Linked DNA regions of Mus musculus: region 2 is linked to region 1. A link is a loop called in an ENCODE intact Hi-C map of the cell type or tissue named here. Cell type or tissue: left cerebral cortex. All regions are shown on one strand. Each heading gives the region's core, and the rest is flanking DNA. Links, peaks and the distances in the headings are about the cores only. Region 1 overlaps Gm30184 (a long non-coding RNA gene). Region 2 has its middle 100 kb from the start of Gm46834.

Region 1 (2,759 bases), core at 260-2,759:
TAAACAAAGTAATGGGTTTGTTTGGTTTTTTTTTTTTTTTACAAGAGAAACAAGACATGCGGTGGCACATTTTAATCCCAGAGCTTGGGAGGCAAAGCAAGCATATTGTTGTGAGTCTAAAGGAAAAATCTTAAGAATTTGTGTTGAAGGCCTCAATCTATGAGAGATAACTCATGTGGTCTGCTCAGCCTGCCCTGTGCGTTGGCAGTCCAGTGGTCAACCGTGTTAGCTGCAATTGCTGTGCCATGAAGAGGAGTCCATCTTAGCCGAACAGAGCGTCAGAAGAGCGGAGCTGACACTTAGGTGACCACCATGTTCATATCCAGTCGTTTAAGGTGCTGACTCCCATGACCACCAACAGAAAGAGTGCTGCCAAATCCCTGCCATCTTCGATCCCGCTTTCCACAAAGTACACTGTCATCCTGATACCAAGGAAAGACTTGCAAGCTCTGCCTTACCAGGAGAGGAATGAAGGAACCAGACACAGAAGGACTCTGAACCTATAGTATATACACTGTAGACATTGTAGGTTGTATGTTATGAGATTTGGGCTATTTATAGAAAATGTCACACCAGAAATTAGTGAGTGTGTGTGTGTGTGTGTGTGTTCACAAGACACACAATTAGGAATAAAGAGCTACTCAGCCCACTAGACTATTCATGGAGACAGGAAGGGGTAATGAGAAGGAATTGGTGAAGTAAAGAATCTAGTGAAATGGTGACCTGAGTGCAGGGAGTGATGGGAATGGGGATAGACTAGTTAGTGAACTTGCCAAACAGGGCTCAGTTGGGAAGCGCAAGGGAATCAAGCTGTTGGGACAGCCAGTTCTTGATGGATTGATTAACTTCCAAATACCCATAAGGAGCCTCTTGTCTTTAGAGAAGAATCCAACATCTGGTTATTTAAAACTTGACCAGACTCCTCCTCATTTAAATCAACAGCTTGTAAAAGGCCAGAACAATCTTAATAATAATGGGTGGGTCGAATTCTCAGCCCACTTCCTACAAATAACAATTACACAAAAGGAAAGTTGGTAAGTCCTTGCAAGATTATCAAAACCAGTAACCATCAGGGAGGACCTTGAAATTGTATGTTGTTTCAATGGAAATCACCATTGAAACTGTTAAGAAGGACATCACGTGAAGCTGGGATCCATCTCTCAGGACAAGGGTGCATGTTGTTCCTCCAGAGGACAGGAGTTCAGTTCCCAGCAGCCAAGTCAGTCAGCTCACCATCCCAAGGTGCTGGTAACACAACAAAGTCCTCTTAACTGCTCAGCCGTCTTTCCAGCCCTGAGAGAGGTGACCGGCTGTTCAACCTGTGCAGTCTGTGCCTGTCCCTGTGCTGTGTGCTGCACTGTGTGTTATTACTGTCATCTTCAATCTGAGCGACTGGGGTCCCTCCCACCAGGTCTGCACGAAACTGGGTCTACTGACGTTCCCACGGACTGAGGAGAAAAGGCTCACAGAGATATGTAAGGATATCATGAGGATATGTGAGCAGCATCTGCTGGGAGGGGGTGGCTCAGTGAGTCGCGATGTAGCATCCGTAAGTGCTCTGTTGTCCTGCGAGTAACCTCAATAAGCTCAATGGTCCTCTACTCTGCAGTTGGGTGGAATCCATTTGGTCTGTCTCTGCCCTCTCTATTTAAAGTTAATGGAAACAGGCTCCCCGTGGAAAACCACGCTGAAACCTCTCAAACCCTTCTTTGATTGTGTTTTCTGGATGTCACCGAGATAGAAAATGCTTTTCAAAGCGTTCTTTTCCATATAGAACTTGACATTTTGAAGAGTCGCAGCTCCCCCTAGTGGCGGACCGCCGCGGTCCACGCTCAATTTACTTCTCAGAGAACAATAAAGTTTAAGCAAAGCTTCTGAGACATGGTTTCTTTTTTTTTTCCCCCTATAACTACTATAAAAGCTAATTCCTGTTTCTGAGATGGAGTATGGCTTCCAGGAGATGACCTGCAACTCACTGAAGAATGATTGTGGTCTAACCGAACACCGTATCTGGGCAGCAGGGAAAGACGTATTAAAATACAAAAAGTTTAGCAGGTTGTGAGACACAAGTCTGAGTTGGAATCTGCATTCTAGTCTCGTTCTGTTGATGCCTGGAGATGAGATGTGTGGCCAGAAATTGGATGCGACAACACTTCCCTTTCTTCATCTATGATACGGGGTTGGCAGCATTAATGAGCCACAGGGACCTGCGATTGAGGGTCTGTAGTGGAGACACAGGCCCTACAACCTAAAGACGGGCAATGGCTCAACAATTCCAAAGACCTGAGGTGGCCACTCTGACACATTGCCTACGGCCCATGTTTACTCTCTGACCCCCCACAGTGTGCTATCTAAGCACTCCAGGAAAAGAAAAAAGGATTGTTTAACCCTCACAGCAGTGATCCCATGAGATAAACATTACCATCAAACTCACATGCAAGAGAAGGCAGCTTGAAACTCACCCAATTTCACACCACCAATAATTGGTAAAAGCTGCAAGTCCGTGCTCCCATCTGTCTGCCATACTTCCAGAACACCACTTTCAGGGTGGGGGTTGAGGGGGTGTCCTGAGAAGACAGCCAAGAGTATGTGGGATCTTCAGTCTGACTATTAATCCCAGTCTTTTTTATACAATTTTTAAAAGATAATCAGCATAACCAACAACAGCCACAGAATTTTGAGTTAAAGAGAAGATATGAAATAATTACTCTAGATCCAAACCTTGGACTTTAAAGAACTTCTGAAAGCTCAGGAAATGT
Region 2 (2,815 bases), core at 1-2,500, 630 kb before region 1:
CACTTACATTCACAGAGCTAATCAATAAAATGAGTCTGCTTGGCACATGTCCAAGTAGTCACAAATTCACTGCTTCAAGGAAACTTTGTGGCTGACAATTTCGTTTCATTTCATCCTTCTGCCTATGAACGCTCAGTTTGGATGTCAACAGTAAATTTCATTATTTAAGTTTGAAATACTTTTCAAAATGACCTTAAACACTAAAAACACTCTTTCTTTCTGAATTTGTGATAAATTTTATACAATGTAAATGGGATGACACAAATGAAGTCCAGAGTGGCTTTAATAACCCATGCAATGAGTACCTGTCTTTCCTATTCTTATGTACACCCACATTCAACCATATTTCCAACTTTATCTCCTGTTGCTACATAGTCAATACTGTCTCCCAGTGTCATAGTCACAAACCACAGTAACTATATTATGTGACAATATAGCCTTTCTACTACAGAGATCATCATTACTAAAGTATCTTCTTAGTAGTGATACTTTTCAAATAGAAACACAGTGTAACTTGTCAACAAGTAGTGGGGCAGAGCTTCAGAAAGGACCCTACTGATACTCCACTCCCAAAGAGTGCTAACCCTCACCCATGCCTTGCTTGTCTCCAGTCCCTGAGAAAAACTGCTATAGTGAAAGAGCCCATGAGGAAGCCACACAACCACGTGGGATGTGGAGCAAACCTGTGCCGCCAGGTCCACTTCCAGAGCTACAGAAATGGTGAGACATTTGCTATCTTGGGGCAATTAGATCTCTCTGCTTCATTCCAGTAGACTAAAAACAGAAGGAACTCAGGGACTCACATTAATAATCACAGGGTCAGGCATCAGAAGGATCAGTAGCTGGCTGGTCGATGGCATGGTGTACTGGCATCTGGGGCTTCCCAATATGAGGAAACTTACATAAATTGTCTCAATTAGTTATCATCTGCAGATCCAGACATATAATATTAACTATTTGGACACAAATCTTATTCAAAAAGTACCACACTTCAACCACACTTGTCTCACGTAGTTGCTTCTGGTATGTTTGTCCCTAAGTGGGATGAAGCACAACAGTCAGTGTGCCACAGAAACTGAAGAATGCCCCTGGGTGTTTGCTTTGCTCACACTTCACACTCAGAAATGTTACTGCAGGAGAGAGTAGCAAGCCAGTGACCCAAGCCTAAGCAATAACCATTTTCTGCAATATAATTATGCAATTGTCAAAGTTGATTAAGAAGTCAAAACAAAACCTGACAAATTACAAAAGAAAATATAGAACCCGAAGTGGTTTAAACTTAAAATATTTATTTAAGATTTTTTTGACATTGTATAAAAACAATAGGTTTTGGCTTACACACACTTTCACATGTAAAGATCCCACCCCGCCCACGGCATACGGGCTTCTCTGTGTGGCACTGCCATCTAGTGGCTAACTAACTAGTGGGTAGCCTGCTTTACTTTGAGCGAACAGTTATTGTTCCAGAAATATTTAATGAGCATCTGCTATGTGCAGCATACTTGTAACAAGCTCTGGGAGTCGTAAAATGATGGAAACTTAATTTCTGAGTGCAAAATTTTATTTGTTCTTTCCTATAGAATAAAAGCAGCATGGTAGAGAATCCCTTGCAACCTCCACTTGAAACTGTGTAAAATTATGAAGTTATGTACCCTGATGTTTAAAAAGTTTCTGGTAGAAAGTATAAAAGCAAAAAGCACCAAGAAAACAAGCCCCTTCCCCAAATCAACATGAGCAAAGGTCGTATGATCTCACAGAGACTGAAGTAGCAATTGTGGGGCTTGCACGGGATTGCTCCAGGTCCTGTGCACATATGTTATGGTATCCACTTCAGTAAGTTTATGGGGCTCCTAATAAGTGAATGAGTGGATTTCTAATTTGCTTGCATTCTCCTGGGTTCTCTTCTTTCTGTTGTTGTTACTATTGTTGTTGTTCTGTATGTGTCCAATTCCAGAATGTTAGTTTGTTTATGATTTTACTTTATTATTATCTCTTAGAAGCCTGTTTGGTTTTTAATGAGAGACAGAAATAGAGTGGCTTCGGATGGGAGGAGAAGTGTGTAGGAACTGAGAGGAGTAGAGGGAAGGGAAACTGTCATCGGGATGTGAGAGAAGAATCTATTTTTAATTAAAGAAAAAATAGCAATAAAAACTTCTGGTGCCTTCTAGACATCTCCACTCTCATATCCCATCGCCCATTAAAAACAGAAATTCCATAATGAAGCCAGGTTTAGTGAGGGACACAGCAGTAGTTCCAGCATTGGGAAATGGGGACAGAAGAATCATAAGTTCAAGACTATTCTCAGCTCTGCAGGTTTGAAGTGAGCCTGGGCTATGTAAGACTCCGTCTTAATGAATAAAGAAATTAATGAAAGAATGAGTGAGTTAGCAAGTGAATAAACCAATAAGTAAACAAACTTGTGATAGAATGTATGGAGGAGAATCAGGTCATGACAACAGAGAGCCTGTATACAATGTAAATATTCTGAATGCGATTCTTACGATGGACATTAGTCAGTAGCTCACAAATTTCTTCAAAGACATTTAGGGTTTTTTTTTTTTTTTAGAATAACAAAATCAAATTTTAACACATTTATTATGAGAATCCATGGCTTACTTTAGCATAATAGGATGTTTTTACAAATCTAATAAAATACAAATTATATAAACTTTCAGCTATAAGAATAACTCTTGGTCTGGTGGAGGCTCGATGACCCAGTGTAGGGGAATTCTAAGGCTCTGAGGCAAGAGTGGGTGGGTGGTGAGGGGATAGGGAGTTATGGAGAAGAAACTGGGAAGGAGGATAACATTTGAAA

Evidence for each region. Hi-C counts contacts between places; a loop is a spot of excess contacts. Peaks named below come from ENCODE experiments on the same cell type or tissue, not always from the same donor. Only the 100,000 strongest peaks of a DNase experiment are listed, where the experiment ranks them.
Region 2: it touches region 1 in a loop (4-fold over the local background); 6 of 42 quality-filtered maps call a loop at or near these places.

The regions. Positions count from the first base shown.
Region 1 is chr3:40,442,639-40,445,397 of GRCm38, forward strand. Gm30184 (a long non-coding RNA gene) reads right to left here. Exons shown (of 4, transcript XR_389710.2): 3 at 2,463-2,567. Among named protein-coding and RNA genes, the nearest start is that of Gm30184, 9.8 kb to the right of the region's middle. In left cerebral cortex, for the core only: a CTCF peak has its summit at 1,809 (motif pointing left); DNase peaks (open chromatin) are centred at 1,562 and 1,769; H3K4me3 peaks cover 443 bases.
Region 2 is chr3:39,813,628-39,816,442 of GRCm38, forward strand. No RefSeq gene overlaps it. Among named protein-coding and RNA genes, the nearest start is that of Gm46834, 100 kb to the left of the region's middle. In left cerebral cortex, for the core only: a CTCF peak has its summit at 1,412 (motif pointing left); DNase peaks (open chromatin) are centred at 1,105 and 1,397.